Linked DNA regions of Homo sapiens: regions 2 and 3 are each linked to region 1. The links are chromatin loops, found by intact Hi-C in ENCODE. Cell type or tissue: CD14-positive monocyte. All regions are shown on one strand. Links, peaks and the distances in the headings refer to the core of each region. The heading gives the core; the rest is flanking DNA.

What was found. Peaks named below come from ENCODE experiments on the same cell type or tissue, not always from the same donor. Only the 100,000 strongest peaks of a DNase experiment are listed, where the experiment ranks them.
Region 2: it touches region 1 in a loop (4-fold over the local background); 5 of 110 quality-filtered maps call a loop at or near these places.
Region 3: it touches region 1 in a loop (3-fold over the local background); 5 of 110 quality-filtered maps call a loop at or near these places.

Annotation. Positions count from the first base shown.
Region 1 is chr11:78,287,419-78,293,615 of GRCh38, reverse strand. The region is part of intron 1 of GAB2 (GRB2 associated binding protein 2); the gene reads left to right. Among named protein-coding and RNA genes, the nearest start is that of USP35, 100 kb to the right of the region's middle. RefSeq lists an enhancer at 3,059-3,353. In CD14-positive monocyte, for the core only: no CTCF peak of the experiment used is centred there; DNase peaks (open chromatin) are centred at 3,195 and 3,805; H3K4me3 peaks cover 1,862 bases; H3K27ac peaks cover 2,500 bases.
Region 2 is chr11:78,425,401-78,430,908 of GRCh38, reverse strand. LINC02728 (long intergenic non-protein coding RNA 2728) reads left to right here and starts at 1,073. Exons shown (of 4, transcript NR_120564.1): 1 at 1,073-1,209; 2 at 3,379-3,600; 3 at 5,504-5,508. RefSeq lists an enhancer at 3,595-3,794 and a silencer at 4,200-4,365. In CD14-positive monocyte, for the core only: no CTCF peak of the experiment used is centred there; a DNase peak (open chromatin) is centred at 3,118; H3K4me3 peaks cover 1,885 bases; H3K27ac peaks cover 2,500 bases.
Region 3 is chr11:78,418,517-78,424,024 of GRCh38, reverse strand. LINC02728 (long intergenic non-protein coding RNA 2728) reads left to right here. Exons shown (of 4, transcript NR_120564.1): 4 at 1-43. Among named protein-coding and RNA genes, the nearest start is that of GAB2, 3.5 kb to the right of the region's middle. RefSeq lists an enhancer at 3,480-3,529. In CD14-positive monocyte, for the core only: CTCF peaks have their summits at 3,284 and 3,487; DNase peaks (open chromatin) are centred at 3,014 and 3,504; H3K4me3 peaks cover 1,750 bases; H3K27ac peaks cover 2,076 bases.

The DNA.
Region 1 (6,197 bases), core at 1,810-4,309:
ATTGGCTTAATCTAGATTACCATGATCTACTCCTTGAAGCCTATAGTTGGAGTCAGCTTTATATAAAGGATTCTAGGTGATCTTTTGTGTTTATGGTGTCTGTGTACCATCTTACCTGGAATAGAGATTGTGTTAAATTAACAGATCATCTGACTGAGAGGTTTTTTTCCCCCAAAACAGAAGCAAATAAACATTATTTTGTTCCTTTGGTATAACTTTCATTGAACAGTTATATAGTGCTTTGGAAGTATCAAGTCCTGTGCTAAATAAATGCTGGAGATACAAAAGCCCCTGACCTCAGAATGTCATAGTCTTGGGGTAAGAAAAAATTCATTCTGTGCCCGAGGAGCAAATAAGTTCCTTTAGAGTCCGAGGGAAACTGTACTTATCTGCCCTTTCTCAGATGAATGAGTCCAGAACAAATACAGTTAACTATGCTGCTCTCTTCTAGGGGATCTGCATTTGAGGAGTGGAAATAACTTTGGACTAGGAGCTGAGGCCTAGATTCTAGTTGCATTATTGCCATCTGCCATCACCAATTAACTATAAACTTGAATTCATAAACTCTGTGGCCAGTGTTTCTCAAAGTGTAGTGAGCAATTCATCTGCAGTAGCTTCACCTCAAGTTCTTTGTGGGTCTGGACCCACAGAATAAGAAGATCTTGGGCTGTGGTCTCTGTAAGTTGTTTAATCTCTATGAACTTCTTTTTCCTCACCTGTTAAGAGGATCCTATTTACCTTGCAGCATTTGTTAAAGGATTAAATGTGATAATGAGTAGAAAGCACATGGCAGGTAGCAAGAGCTCAGCAAATACACTTTTAAAAATTTCCTCAGAGAGTATAAAGTCTCTATGGTCCAGAGTAGTCGAAGGATTGCTAGAGGAAGGATAGCAAAAAGCCTTTCCTCGCTCAGGAAGTGTGCCTTCAAAAATGTGTAACTGTTACATGACTCCCACTGTACTCTTGTAATGTTTGCTGTTAACTATTATGGGACACGAGACTGGCATAGTAGCTTCGTGTTGAAATATATTAGGATAGACTTGTACATCATATGTTCAGAAGTGAGATCAGATTCCCCTGTGTCTTTGTGTTTGTTTGAGCTAGAACTCAACCACATCACCACCTGAGAGTTGACAGTTGAAAATATTTCTAAACCTCCAGAATCTTCTATCTTCTGCCCTGACTTTGGTATACCAAAGATAACAGAACTCTTCTTTGATGACTAAGGACTTCTCAAGGTCTCAAATCATCTTTTCTGATACCAAATCTCACGTGCCTTGTGGCTAAGGTTGTAGAAGGGGCAAGACATTACTTGGAAGAGGCTTTTGCGAAACTCCTGGAATAGGCGTGTCCTTTTAACTTCCCGCTTTCTGAAGAGGGTAAAACCAAAAACTGCCAGTAAACCTAGAGAATCCTATGAAGTGAGGTTTATGGTTAATCTGAATCTAACTGAGGTTACTGGGTGATACCTATAATTTAAACCTGTTAGGCGGGTATATGAAGAACATAACAGTTGTATCTTCAAAAAGCTCTTTGCCTTATTTTTTAAAAATTCACCAATAACAAAGACTGACTCTCTCTCTCTCACACACACACACACACACACACACACCCCTACACACCTCTTAGTGAAGCTCCCAGGTGGAGATGTGGTTATTCAGAAGAACACATCCCTCTGTTCTAAGAATCTGAGTAATCTGATTAAATGAGGTGTTACCATATCATGTTTTCTTAGTTAAAAAATACATAAGGGGCTGGGTACAGTGGCTCATCTGTAATTCCAGCACTTTGGGATGCTGAGGTGGGAGAATTACTTGAGCCTATGAATTTGACATTAGCCTAGCCAGCATAGTGAGACTCCATCTCTAAAAAAAAAAATTAACTGGGTATGATGGCGCATCCTGTGATCACAGCTAAATGGGAGGCTGAGGTAGGAGGATCGCTTGAGCCTAGGAGGTCGGGGCTACAGTGAGCCATGTTTGCGCCACTGCACTCCCGTCTGGGCAACAGAGGGAGACCCTGTCGCAAAAAAAAAAAAAAAAAAAAAAAAAAAAGAAAAAGAAAAAAGTAAGTCTCTCAAGATAGGGGAGAATAGACCTTAGGTAGTCTCTTGTCCATCTATTGATCTACTCTTTTTTTTTTTTGAGACAGAGACAGAGTCTTGCTCTGTTGCCCAGGCTGGAGTGCAGTGGTGCGATCTCCGCTCACCGTAAGCTCTGCCTCCCAGGTTCAAGCCATTCTTCTGCCTCAGCCTCCCGAGTAGCTGGGACTACAGGTGCTCGCCACCACGCCTGGCTAATTTTTTTTTTTTTTTTTTTTTTGTCGTTTTAGTAGAGACGGTTTCACCGTATTAGCCAGGATGGTCTCAATCTCCTGACCTCGTGATCTGCCTGCCTCGGCCTCTCAAAATGCTGGGATTACAGACGTGAGCCACCACGCCCAGCCTTGATCTACTCTTTGAGCCCTTCTTCTGTCACACTCCCCAACCTTCCCACCCTTTGTTTAGGCCAGGAGTCAACAAACAAATCCTGCCACCACTTCTTTTTCTAAGCAGTTTTATTGGAACACAGCCATGCCTGTTTGCTTATGAATTGTGTATGGTTGCTGTCATGCCACTATAGAACTGAGTAGTTATGACAGAGAAAATATGACCTGTAAAACCCAAAATATTTGCTAACATCCTTAACAAAGTTTGCTGATCCCTCACCTTGCCTCTTTCTTCAAAATCTCCAGTGTTGAGTATTCTCCAGTTTCCAAGAGACCTGCTTTGGACCACTCATTTAGAAAGTTCTTACGTTCTAAAAAAAATAAAATTTGGTTTTCCGTAGACTGCTCCTGCTGGTACTTGTTCAACTTGAGTATGTTGAGTAACTAAAAATAAATCAAATCGCTCTTCCACATATTGGCGGCCCTTTATATCTTAGAACAACACTATGATCATGACTCCAGGCAGAATCTTGCAGAATCCTGGTGTGATAAACTTTCACGGGCCTTCATTGTCACCAGAAGGGAGCATAACACTCTTGCACAGCTAAATTGTGGCCCACCTAGGTTTTCTGGGCGCCAAGAGCAATAAGAGGAAGTTATAGCCTCATTCTACATGCTTGAAGACCTTGAGATCTAACCCAAAGGATAGAGACAGGTTCATGTGACATGTACTGTCTGTTCAACAGCTAGGAGTGATGCAACTTCCAGGTCATATGTACCCACACTTTGTGGTCTTGATGGTTGTGAAATGGTTTGTTTTCTGACAGAAGGAAAACAGTCACTTCTATTTCATCAGAGATGGGAGTGGCATACCCTTGATCCTAGACACAAATTCTTTTTTCCAACTTTCTTGACAGTAGACCCTATCCATATACTTCTTTAAGCCCCACTGTTAAGTAAAGTGACTTTCATTGTCTTTTGTCTCCGTTATTACTACCCTAATTTAGATTGCCATCTTCTCTCACCATTGCAGACTATCGCAACAGCTTCTTAATTGTTTTCTTGTCTCTTATTTTTTATTTTTCTGGTTTGTCTCCCGCACTTTGCCAGATGAGAGCACAGCATTGGTTAACATTTCTCTGCTGATCTATACTCTTCAATGGCTCCCCGTTACAAATAAAGGAAAGATGAAACTTCTTAGGGTGGCATTCAAGGCTTTTCAGGACCTCCAAACTCTTCCTTTCCTCCCTCTTTTCCATATTGAGAAGACTGTGCCATATTCTCTGAACCTATTTTATCTGTTCCCATGCCCAGGCCTTGGTCATTGGTCATACTGTATGTTGTATTTAAAAAAAAAAAAAAAAAAAAAAAAAAGGTCCTGTTCTTCCTTTCCAAAACCGCATATCAAACCCTACCTTCCTCATTGTTTGTGTTCATTGCTCCTTCTCTCTCGTGCATGTTTGCTTTCTCTCATGCTGTTTCTCTCTCTTAACCCTGAAAGTTTGATTCCCTGCTTCAGTGGTCTACTAGCGTATTATGTCTTTTTTTATGGTGCTTACAAAAAAATCTTCTAGTTTTAGGGATATATATTAATGTCTTAACTTCCTGAAACTTTGTAAATATTGTAAGTTACTTCAAAGGAGTATTTTTGGGCCTTGCCTCTTTATCTGTCAAAGCATTCAACACATTTTGTGTTTGTTTTTACTGAATTCTATACAAGGAGCTTGTTGATTTCTCATGAAATGTACCTTAGATCCCAAAGATTTTCACCTTTTTTTCTAAACGTTTTATAGTTTTACATTTTACGTTTAAGTCCATGATTCATTCTGAGTTAGTTTTTGTATAAGATGTGAGACTTAGATTAAGGTCTTTACTCCCCTATGGATGCTTGATTGCTTTGGCACCATTTCTTGAAAAGGCCTTTTCTTTTCTTTTTTATATTAAAATTTTTAGTAGAGACAGGGTTTTGCCATGTTGGCCAGGCCAATCTCGAACTCCTGGCCTCAAGTGATCCACCTACCTTGGCCCCCCAAAGTGCTGGGATTACAGGCACGAACCATGACAACTAGCTGTTTTCTTGATTGAATTGCTTTTACACGTTTGTGAAAAATCAGTTGGGCATATTGTGAGGGTCTGTTTCTGGGTTTTCTGTTCTAATCCATTGTTCTTCACTTGATCTTAGCCAAACGGCCAAGAATTGATCTATTCCACTTTTCTGTGTCTGTCTCTTCGCCAGTGCTACACAGTCTTGATTGTTGTAGCTATATAATAAGTCTTAAAATCTGGCAGACTGATTCTTCCCATTTTATTTTTCAGAATTATTTTAGCTATTGTGCTTCCTTTGCCTTTTCATATACATTTTAGAACAATCTTACGTACATCTACAGACATTCTTGTGGGATTTTGATGGGAATTGTGTTAAATCTGTACGTCAGTTTGGGGAGATGCACCAAGTCGAGTTGTCCAATCCATGAATATGGTATGTCTCTTCATTTATTTAAGTCTCCTTTGATTTCTTTCATTAGCTTTGTATAGCTTTTAGCATACATGCCCTGCACAGCGATTTTTTTAGATTTATACCTTTTCAATTTTTAAGAACAATTATAAATGGCATTGTATTTTTATTTTATATGCCTGCATATTCATCGCTAGTTAGAAGTAAATTGATTTCTGTATGATTATCTTGTATCCTGTGACCTTGCTGAACTCACTTATTCGTCCTGAGAGTTTTGTTGGGTTTTGTTGTAGATTTTTTGTGTTTTTTCTTTTTCTTTCTTCTTCTTCTTCTTCTTTTTTTTTTTTTTTTCTTTGAGATGGAGTCTCACTCTGTTGCCCAGGCTGGAGTGCAGTGGCACCATCTCAGCTCACTGAAACCTCTACCTCCTGGGCTCAAGCAATTTTCCTGCCTCACCCTCCCTAGTAGCTTGGATTACAGGTACCCACCACCATGCCTAGCTAATTTTTGTATTTTAGTAGAGATGGGATTTCACCATGTTGGCCAGGCTGGTCTTGAACTCCTGACCTCAAGCAATCCACATGCCTCGGCCTCCTAAAGTACTAGGATTACAGGCATGAGCCACTGTGCCCAGCCACGATTTTTCTATATAGATAATCATGTCCTCTGCAAACAGGGACCATTTTTTTTTCTTCCTTTCCAATCAGTATACCTTTTATATATGTTTTTTGCTTTATCACCTTGACAAGAACTTCCAGCAATATGTTGAATAAGAGTGATAACAGTGGCTGGGCACGCTGGCTCACACCTGTAATCCCAGCACTTTGGGAGGCCAAGGCAGGTGGATCACTTGAGGCCAAGAGTTCAAGACCAGCCTGGCCAACGTGGTGAAACCCCATCTCTAATAAAAATACAAAAATTAGCCAGTGTGGCAGTGCACACCTGTAATCCCAGCTACTTGGGAGGCTGAGGCACAAGAATCACTTGAACCCAGGAAGCGGAGCTTGCAGTGAGCCAAGATTGTGCCACTGCACTCCACCCTGAGCAACAGAGTAAGACTCTGTCTCAAAAAAAAAAAAAAAAATGATAAGAGCAAATGTCCTTGCCTTATTCCTGATCTTAGGAAAGAGGATTCAGTCTCTCAAATCTAAGTATAGGCCAGGTTTGCTGGTTCACACTTGTAATCACAGCATTTTGGGAGGCCAAGGCAGGAAGATTACTTGAGCCCAGGAGTTTAAGAACAGCCTGGGAAAAATAGTGAGACCCCCATCTCTACAAAAATTTAGAAATTAGCCAGGCATAGTGGCATGCACCT
Region 2 (5,508 bases), core at 1,953-4,452, 140 kb before region 1:
ACCTAGTTTTGAAAAATCTTGGAAAGAAGATAATTCTTCCCGTTTATGATATATGAACTACTCCCCTCTGTATTTCTCCTGATTCCTAGTAATTTACCTATTGTAGCTTCACTGAATAGGAACTCACTATCTTAATAGAGATCTTTTATTTATTTATTTATTTATTTATTTATTTAGAGACAGGGTCTTACTCTCTCACTCAGGCTAGAGTGCAGTGACGTGATCACAGCTCACTGCAGCCTCAGCCTCCCAGGCTCAAGTGATCCTTCTGCCTCAGCCTCCCACGTAGCTGGGACCACAGGCACAAGCCACCACACCCAGCTAATTTTTGTATTTTTTGTAGAGACAGGGTTTTGCCATGTTGCCCAGGCTGGTCTTGAACTCCTGGGCTCAAGCAGTCCTCCCACTTTGGCCTCTGAAAGGGCAGGGATTACAGGCATGAGCCACTGTGCCTAGCCTTATTTTTTGGAAACGGTCTTGCTTTGTCGCTCAGGCTTAAGTGCAGTGATGTGTACATGGCTCAATGCAGCCTCGACCTCCTGGGCCCAAGCAATCCTCAGCCTCCCATGTAGCTGGGATCACAGGTATGTGCCACCACATCTAGCTAATTTTTTATAGAGACAGGGTCTCACTTTGTTGCCCAGGCTGGTCTTAAACTCATGGGCTCAAGTAGTCCGCTTCCCTCAGCCTCCCAAAGTGCTGGGATTACAAGTTTGAGCCACCACACCCAGCCAAGAAGTTTTTCTCTCCTCAGAGAGCTCTGGTTGTTAGAAACTTCTACCTGAGAATAAGGAAACCTGTCTCTCTGTATCATGCAAATGGAATAAAATAGAAACACAACTCCTCCTGTTTTCCAGTATAGAACCTCTAACTGCTCAGGTGGACTGTCTGTCCTTCCCTGAAGTGCTGCACCCCTCTGTTATTCATCAGGTCGTGTGTCCTTATAATGGGCATTTCTATTGGTACATAAAAGCTTCCCTCTCCTGTTCACTCAGCTGCTACCCAAGTTTCCTGTGATACCAATCTTAGAAGAGCTTTCAAGTCTCCACTGCCTCCTTCCTATCTGCCTTACAGCCTGTGGTGGTTGCCGAAGAACTTTAATTACAGTGTCAGAGTGTTCAGGGACAGTCCCAACTCCCTTCATGTGAGGATTGCAGAAATGGGCTTGGATCGTATACAGACAGCGTTATGAGGCATTGCTGAAGAACAGTAAGTTCTTACACAGAAGTTGTCAACTAATATATGCATTTTCTTTGCCATACCCCAAGAGGCAGGAGCTGATTCCTATATAGTTAGGATATAGCTGACCAATGTTCTCTTTAAATGTAATTTCCATCTGCCACATTTTAAATTACAGGTTTTTGCATCAGGAAACTGTTGGGTCCAATTATTTGGTGCCTTGGAAAGGGCATTAAATGCATAGTGAGAAGATCCTGGTTTAATCTGACATTCCACTTACTAGGTGTAGAAGCTTGAGCAAGTTAATTAATCTTTGAGTCTGTATACCCAGCTGCAAAATGAGGATAATGCTTATCTTACAGAGTGTTGTGAAAGCAATGAAGATTGTGTGAAAGGGTTTCATAAACTGACAAGCACTGCACAAATGTAAGGTCCCCTAAGGAAAACCTTTTCAAAACTCAAAATCTATATGAACAGAGATACTTATTCATGTTGGGTGGAATGTTTTACAGCCATTAAAAATTGTAAGAGAAAATATATTGAAAAATACAATCTAAAATGGTGAGTTTGCAATTACAACAGTGTAAAACCTGTGTACATAGACTAGAATATGGAAAAAATGGATTACAGGGTAGTGGAATTGAGTGACTTTTGCTTTAAAGACTCTTAGGTATATTAGGTGTATTCAGTTTAGTTCAATAAACTTTTATTGAGCTCTCACTCTCCCAATCCCCGTGCTAGATTCTATGAGTGCTGAGACAAATAGGACATACTCCCTGCTCTCAGAGACTCCCATTCTGTACAGTCTTGTCAAAGTTTACTGTGTATGTGAATCACTGCGGAGCGTATTAAAAATTCACATTATCTTACTCCCACCAGAAGATCTGATTCAGTAGGTCTGTGATGGAACTAGCTCACAATTTACATTGTTTTAAACAGTCACCCTGAGTAATTCTAGTGTAAGTATTTTAATTCTGTACTGAGAAACCTGCAGTGAGATTTTAATATTTTTACACTAAACGGTAAGTAATAATTATACAAATCTGCTCATTGAAGAAGTTACCTGTTTTCTCTGCATGCTTGAGCTGGTTTTTATGTGTCTCTATCAAGGATGGGAAGGCCAGCCTGCAGTGATACCCCTTGGAACCCTTGCAGTGTAGAAACTACCACACCTCTCAACTTTTATCTCTTTTCCTCACTCCATTTCTCCCCACCACTTCTCCTAATGTTTTCTTCTTTCTATGCAAGTGTTAATCTCCCACTCTGGTTCCTTCTATGCCTAGTACTGTATCAACATCCAGGTGCTTCCCCTTCCTTTCTCCACCCCACCCCCCAGCCAGATATGTCAATTGTATTGAAAACAACTTACATCTAGTTTACTAAGTACAAACTTGTGCTGGTTAATGCTTCTCAAAAAGTAGGAGTGGGCTGTTTGTTGAGATCAACAATCATTTTTTTAAAAATCCGATATGGAAATTTTTGTGTCAAGTTTCACTGTCATTTAGTTCTTGACTGATTTTCTTCTGATGGGTTAGTAGCTCTCAACAGAAGATTTTAAAAGTCCCCTGCTCAGGTACCTGTCCTGCCGATAGAGCTGGGGTGTACCCTGCACCCTGACTCAACATTGCTTGTCTCCACATGCCTGTAAATGGGCTTGGGTGGCTTTCTCAGGCTACACACCTGTCACTTCTTAGTCACCCAGAATCAAAATATTAACAGCTCTGATCACATTTTCTGAACCTATGAGGCTTTATTTCAAGAGTGGTGACACTCCAAAATGCAGCTAGGATTTCCGCATTTTCACGTGTTAGTGTTGAAATCATTTTTACTTCAGGAAACCAAGGGTTGGACAATGGCTTCCAGACTTTCTCCTTTCGTTATGCTCCTTCAGCGCCTTATGCAAATACCGGTTGTCTTATGCTGCCATTCGTCTCCTCTGCCAGAATGTGAGGTCCGCGACAGCAGGGATAAGAATGCATTCATTTTTATATCTGCAGTGCCTTGGAGAGTGTCTGACACATAGTGGGCACTCATTTAGAAACCACCAATTGAATCATTAAGGTGACCAAAAACAGGGTGGGGGAAATACGTCCATCAGACAACAGGGAAATATTTCTTAAAAAAAAAATTTCCCAAAACTAGCTTTTCCCTCCTTATGTGTCTGAAATATCTCATAAAATTTTAAACTATCCCTTTCAGCACAAATCTGCCTGGAGCTGTTTCCTGAACACAGGACCAAAAGGCAGGAATCAAAAGTAGTAATGAGTTTAGTTATCTGTCTGTTACTGAAGGTGACTTCTAGGGCATCCTCCTGGCATTGCTTCTGGAATACAGTGACTTAGACTTATTCGGAAGAACATCTCTATGCTGTTCATCACATCGCCAGCACCTAGCCCTGTGCCTGTGCATAGTAAATGCTCAGTAAGTATTGTTGAATGATTGTATTAAATTGAGAAGAAATTCAGAAGCTAGTCCCAAATGAATTTAATTGCTCAGATTTTCAGTTAGTGGTTTTCCCCAACTTGCTCCCTTAATCTAGACAATTTTACTGCCTCCAAATTGAAGGTAGCTACTATTTATGTCATCGAATTTAACAAATGTTAACTTATGTCTATTCTGTGCCTATCTGTGGGCTACCCAAAATTAAACCTAACCTCATGTAGTTTCAGTCCCCATACAGTTGGTTCATAATTCTCAGTGCTCCCACAGTCCTTTGAACATACCTCTTATAACATTGCCCAAATACTACTGGAGATACCTGCCTATTTCTCTCCCCAGAAAGACCCTGAAATTCTGAAGAACCTAGTCTTATCTTGGTATTCCTATGCTGAACTTGAAGTAGTAGGTTCTCAGAAAATCCCTGCTGAGACTTGACTAACTTGTACATAAATAACCATTCCCTAGTAACATGTGTTTGAATAGAAATATATTTTGTATTTGAATAGAAAGAAACATATGGTTTTCTAAGTATATTCCTAATTTAAAGGGATACTAGGGGAAAGAAACAAGATTGGTTTTTGTGTCTCTATTAAACACCTTCCAAGGTGTCTTACTTAGTTATCAAACCTGTCCTTTTTCTGACAATTCCCCTACCCCTGTCCTGGCCAGTGGGTCCCTAGCAGACATCCTGGGGGCCAGAGCTTCCTTTGCTGATTGGTGTAGGGATGGACACCTGATCCCAAATAGACCAGTTTCACCTTCTCTTGGGAAATTGGGGTTGAGGACACTGGAGAGTCTGGACTGGTTGCTTGAGCCAGGAACACATAAACTTAGGAGCCAGTGGGTATAACCATGTACCCAGAGAGACAGAGAAAGCAGTCTTCAGAGAAAGAAACGAAGGCAAAATGTTCGGAGGTGAGGGAGACATGCAAAATGGATGCCTGGTTTTTGCCATGTTTATTCCCTGGTTGCTACTCTTTCTGAGGCCAGATTATTCAACTTTTCCATGGGTTCCACGGGAGATAACTCACTTACCATCTCCATTGGATCGTGAGTGAGTTTGAAATGAGTATCTGCTTTCACAACTAAAAGAAGTCAAATTAATATACTGTGTGACTTACAGAAGGAATTCTCATTACTTTTTAAGTCTCATTACCTTATAATCACATCTACATATCCCAGAATATATGTCAATCAGGAATTACTTAGATGGGAAATTCCTGATAAAATAAGATGCAGTAGGAGGGTAAGTGGCTTCTTTGCTTTTCAAATTTTTTAATAATCTAAGTCACAAAAACAGAAAGCAAATAAATGGAGGCTTATTTACAGAGGGGATTGGACACGTCAGACCTTTTTTGGAACCACACAATTGGATTTAAAAGATTTTGAAGAACCAACACATTTGGCAGCTTCCCAAACCATCTATTTTTGAAGATTCTGCTTTCCAGAACTGTATTAAGAATGGCCCTTGTCATGGGCGTTAGCTGTGTTTCAGGCTAGCCAAAACTAAAAACTGGAAGAGACTAAATAAGTATGTGTGCATGTAGAGCAGCCCAGACCCTGCAAGTGGACTGACCATAAACAATGATGGCCAAATCTATGAAAATAAGATAAAGACCTTGCTCTTCAGAAACAGTGCCAGATGTGTTCAGAGCTTTGTATACCACACTCTTTCAGCCCTGGTATGCCACACCGTGAATTTAGTGTTCACTTACAATAATCATTTTGAAAACATGCATGGAAAATACAGAGGAACTGTGAACTGCTAAAATCATTTGTCTGGTTCAGGAAAGTTTCAGAGGAAAATCTCGGGGCTTTTTCCTAGAATGTTATGAAAATATTAAATTATACTGATTGCTGCCAACATATTTTCTAACCATTCTAGGAAAA
Region 3 (5,508 bases), core at 1,953-4,452, 130 kb before region 1:
TTGTGATACGTGAATATCTTAATTAAAAATTAAGTTATATAAACTTATAATTAAATAAGTTATATTAAAAAGAAAGGTAGTAACTACCCCAAACTCATCACTTGGCTAATTACATTTTACTATTGTGTTCTTGGTGTTATTTATGTCTATTGTGTCTTTATGTTGGAAATACTAAATAATGGTGTATTACTGTGTATCTCTTAACTCTGTATTCAAGGACATTAACTTGATAGCTTAAAACTGGCCATGGCTGGCAGAGTATTTATGCCACAACAGTTGGCATATACTGTAAATCAAGGCACCCACCAACACCACCAGGGAGCCAATTTTAAAATATTTGCCAGCACATCATTGGCTATATTGTCGGACAATCATCTTGGGTAATTCTGGTAGAATTATATAGTTAGATGAGGTGAAATCCTGAGGCCTCTAGGTTCCCAGCAAAACAAAGACTAGCAAGCCTGCACAGTTACTATGCAATTTATCAGGTGCAGAAGGAAATGACGTTTCTGGTCATCTGTTGAATAAAGCCACTTTGAGTTCAGGGGACATGGTTTTCTCCAGCTTCACTAGTGTTGCATCTGGTACAAGGGGTTAAGTGCTAAACCCCTGTAGGATTGTCACAGTGAAGCCAGATAACAGAGTAACCGCAAAGAGATTTAATTCTGTAGTCCCACAAAGGAGGGTGTGTAAAGAGTGTACAACAGTGTCAGAGTTTGGAAACCAAGGGTTGACAAAGTTGGTTCTCTGGAATCTGGGGGTACCAGTTAAAAGGTTAAAAGGAGTCATTGTTTTCTGAAACTATCCAAGAGTTACAGCCATGTTTTTTTGTTTTTGTTTTTGTTTTTAAGATTTCGGGGGAATCTTATTTTCTCACATGTTTCTGGAATTTTTCTTTTTTTTTTAATTTAAGTTCCAGGGTACATGTGCAGGATGTGCAGGTTTGTTACATAGGTAAATGTGTGCTATGGTGGTGTGCTGCACCTATCAACCCATGACCAAGGTATTAAGCTCAGCAAGCATTAGCTATTTTTCCTAATGCTCTCCCTCCCCCAACCCCCTACCCACTCACAGGTCCCAGTGTGTGTTTCCCTCCCTGTGTCCTGTGTTCTCGTTGTTCAGCTCCCACTTATAAGTGAGAACATGCGGTGTTTGGTTTTCTGTTCCTGTGTTAGTTTGATGAGGATAACGCCTTCCAGCTCCATCCATGTCCCTGCAAAGGACATGATCTCGTTCCTTTCTATGTCGAGTTACAACCATTTTTAAAAGTGGAACTGCACAGGATTACCTCAGCCTGCTAAGTCCTTCCAGCTAGGCCGTCCCTGTGGGTTTAAACGCAATGTAAAGAAAGTGGATGTTAAGTGTTCTTACCACAAAAATGATAACTATATTAGTTAATGCATTTGTTAGTTAGCTAGATTTAACCATCCCACAGTGTATTTTATGTATTTGTATTTATATTTCAAAACATCATATTGTACATAATAAACACATCGATGTTATCTGACAATTTTTATTAAAAAAAACCACTCCAGCCACTTATAGGTACCTTCACAAATACTATTCTCTGGTTTGTATGGATCAGAGAGTTCTAGATGTTCCAGTAGTCTACAGCCCCAACCTGTCATCCTTTAAGGGTTGGTTCCTTCATTCTCACAATGAACATTTAATGAGCATCTATTCTGTGCTGGTACCATGCTGGGAAGCTCTGGGAATACAAAAATGAGGAAGGGCCAGATGTGGTAGCTCATGCCTGTAATCCCAGAACTTTGGGACACCAAGGCAGGAAGATCACTTGAGCCCAGGAGTTTGAGACCACTCTGGGCAACATAGCAAGACATTGTCTCTAAAAAAATAATAAGTGAGAAAAACACATTCATGTCTTCAAGGAACTCACAATTCCTCGACAAGGAAATATTTGCTGTACAGTGTGATAATCCAATTTATATAAGTGCAGTGTGGATACCAAGAAAAGAGTGAACAACTTTGCTGGAGAATGGGGACAGTCAGTTTTAGGGAAAGAGGTCTTGACGTATGTTCAAGATCTAATTCAAGGTAGGAGTTCTCTCTGCAGAGCAAATAAAAGGAGCCAGCATTGCAGAGTGTGGTTTGGAAGACTACAGCACTTTCTCAAGGATCTTGACAGTCTTTGTTCTTGGTGGATTATGACAACTGATTTACCAGTGTCAGCAGCAAAGTCGTGGGAGCCTAACTGCCACAGAGCCATTAGCACTGATTCTGGTTATTTTCAAAGGAGAAATTGGGAAAATGGGATTGCTCAAGCTTTTCTCTAAGAAAGTTTTTTTTTGTTTGTTTGTTTGTTTTTTGAGACAGAGTCTCACTCTTGTCGCCCAGGCTAGAGTGCAATGGTGCGATCTCAGCTCATTGCAACCTCCACCTCCCAGGTTCCAGCAATTCTCCTGCCTCAGCCTCCCAAGTAGCTGGGATTACAGGTGCCCGCCACCACACCCAGCTAATTTTTGTATTTTTAGTAGAGTTGGGGTTTCACCATGTTGGCCAGGCTGGTCTCAAACTCCTGACCTCAAGTGATTCACCCGCCTCAGTGTCCCAAAGTGTTGGCATTGCAGGCATGAGGCACCGCACCCGGCCAAAAGTTTATTTTCAAAATGTCTCCCACTGGGTATAGTGTCAAGTAACTCTCAGACTATTAGCCACAGACAGGGAGGAAACCCAATTAGGTCTTTAACCCCACCCCATTCCCACTTCCAGATCTCATCCTCAACCAGATGCCCAGAGTTGACTTGAGTAAGTTAAGGTAATTTGATATAGGGAACCATGTGGGCCTCAAGTAACTAGGGGTTAAAGAAGCATACACCTTTATATGCCTGAGAGATGAGTGTCCTGAAAGACACCAGCTGAGGTGGTTCAGCTGGTCACACTGACCTTCGTAAGCAGCACTCAGTTCTGAAATTAACCTGTCAACTAAATTGAAGGGGAGAAAAAGCAGAAGGGCTAGCACACAAACATCCATCCCCACCCCCAGTCCAATCACTGACGTCAGGCCTGGCGTGGGTGGTATTAATCACACAAGCTTGGTGTGCAGTTGAGGACAGCTCTCCTTCCAGCCCTTCAACCCGTTTCTGAAAGCATTCCACCAGCCATGCACCTGCCGCTGGCCACAAACCCTCAACTCCCAGACAGGCACGGATGCAGCGACGGATGTCCCTGACGACACTCAAAGCCACAGTGCACCCTTTAGAACCCCAGGCTTTGTGGGGAGTGGGAGTAGCTATGAGCGGGGGCCAAAGTGGTACCCATGCTCTCCCAGTGTGCATTTCTCTAATCTCTGCAGTGCTCCCTCCTCATAAGATAGTCATTTCCTGAGAATTTAATAAGAATATAAGATTAATGACCCAAAGCACTCTTGGAGCCGGCGATTAATTCCCCCAGGAAATACCAGTGGTCTTTAAACAAAATTGCCTAAATTATGGGCTAGTGATGCATGTCCGCTCAGGGCTTGGGGGTGGGGGGATTGTCACCCCAACTGGTTCCGATAGATGGCGCCTATCTTCATGTAAATCATTCAAATGATTTGTTTTCCATTTTTTTCCCAGCAAAAACCGGGGACCATTTAAACAGACACACACAGCAGGGAGTGGAGAGGACTTAGTAAAAGCCCAGACAGGAACTTTCCGTCCAAGGGTTGTTTCCAGGCCTGGCACGCCTCTCAGGCTCAAAAGACTGAGCCACTCCAGGGTGCAGCCAGGGACTTGAGCAGCAGTCTTGCTTCCTATGCACAGCCCGAGATGGGCACTAGCAGCAAGAGGGACGCAGGGTGGGAGTCCAGCTGAAGAGCACAGTAAAAAAGCCCCTTTCGGCCGGGCTCACGCCTGTAATCCCAGCACTTTGGGAAGCCGAGGCAGGCGGATTACGAGGTCAGGAGATCGAGACCATCCTGGCTAACATGGTGAAACCCCGTCTCTACTAAAAAAAAATACAAAACATTAGCTGGGCGTGGTGACGGGCGCCTGTAGTACCAGCTACTAGGGAGGCTGAGGCAGGAGAATGGCGTGAACCTGGGAGGCGGAGCTGGCAGTGAGCGGAGATCACGCCACTGCACTCTAGCCTGGGCAACAGAGCGAGACTCCGTCTAAAAAAAAAAAAAAAAGCTCCTTTCTTTAACCTTTGGGGAAAGATGGGGGTGTTCAGAGAACCCTTCCCAAAGTCGATACCTGGTGACTGTTGTATTCATATTTCAAGGTCCCTCCTGCCATTGGCCAAACAAGAAACATCAAACTTTTCCATTTCCACATGAAATTGTAAATAACACCATCTTTTCCTAAGCAAACAAAATAAGACTTTAAGGAATTTCTGGCAGAATATGACCTAACCCCCACTAACTCTTGCTAAACAGTCTTCCAGTCTGTGTATTGAATCATGTAACTATCAAAGGATACGTAAGACTACTCTTCTGGGGGAAGATAGGGCATACGTATGCCTGACTTGCATCACAAACCTCAGCTGCAGCCAAACCATGCAGATTTCTCCGACTCTGCAATCTCTGGGACTTGGCACCATGACTCAGATGTGAATGAAGTCAGGATAGTTTTATTTTGGTTGGAAGTCACCGCCTCCTGATTGATTTGGCAGACGTTAAGTGTTGTTTGTCTTACAGGGATTTAAGGTACTTAAAGCCAGAAGTTAAAATGGCCATCATTCTGGTGGTGGCCCTTCATACGTGACTTAAGGATCCCTAAATTGTAAGGTTAAGGGAGCTGTGGTCCCAGCCTACCAGTTCTGGCTTTACTTCCCATCCAGCAGCACACTGGATATTGAAGAAAGTCAGTGAAATGTTAGATCCAGGGGACTGACCGCTAAAACTCCCAGGGTATCTAGAAGAGCTAAGTACGTGGTAGGGGATTCGCTTTTCCAAATTGAGGAGGGTGAACTTCCCCCAACCCAATCAAGATCTTTTGGACCAAATGATGTCCAACTGCTTGAAACAACTCAGCTGCACAGAGACAGAAATAAACAAAACAGCTTTAGTCTGAGGTTGTGTGGGGCACTGCAAGATGCTGCTTCTCCAATTCATCTGTCCACACAGCACGGTTCCCCATTGAATAAACAGGTTACTATCCACTTATCAGAGAAGTTAGGGAGGACCTGCCTTTTAATGCTGCTTAGAGAGACACTTTGTGATGAGAAAAGAGCTCGTACAAAAGATTTTTTTCTCCCCCCTCCCGCTGAAGTGCTGGGGTTGTGTGCTTCCACGTACATCTGGGATACCATTATATTTACAAACAGAGGTCTCATAGCCTGTGTCAATGAGCGGGAACGTTGGGGAATTTGGACCCCAATTTCTTGTTCTTCTGCACTTGACCTTGCCTTCCAATTCGTTATGAAATACATTGACTAGTTTTGCTTCTTCCATTCTACAAATCATGCGAATTTTCTATACTAAACTGTGTTTTCCCAGAGGCAGTGTAGGAGGGAGTCAGCTGGACTTGGTTTCCAGGCAATGAGAGGCTCCCAGGTCGATCCCATTAA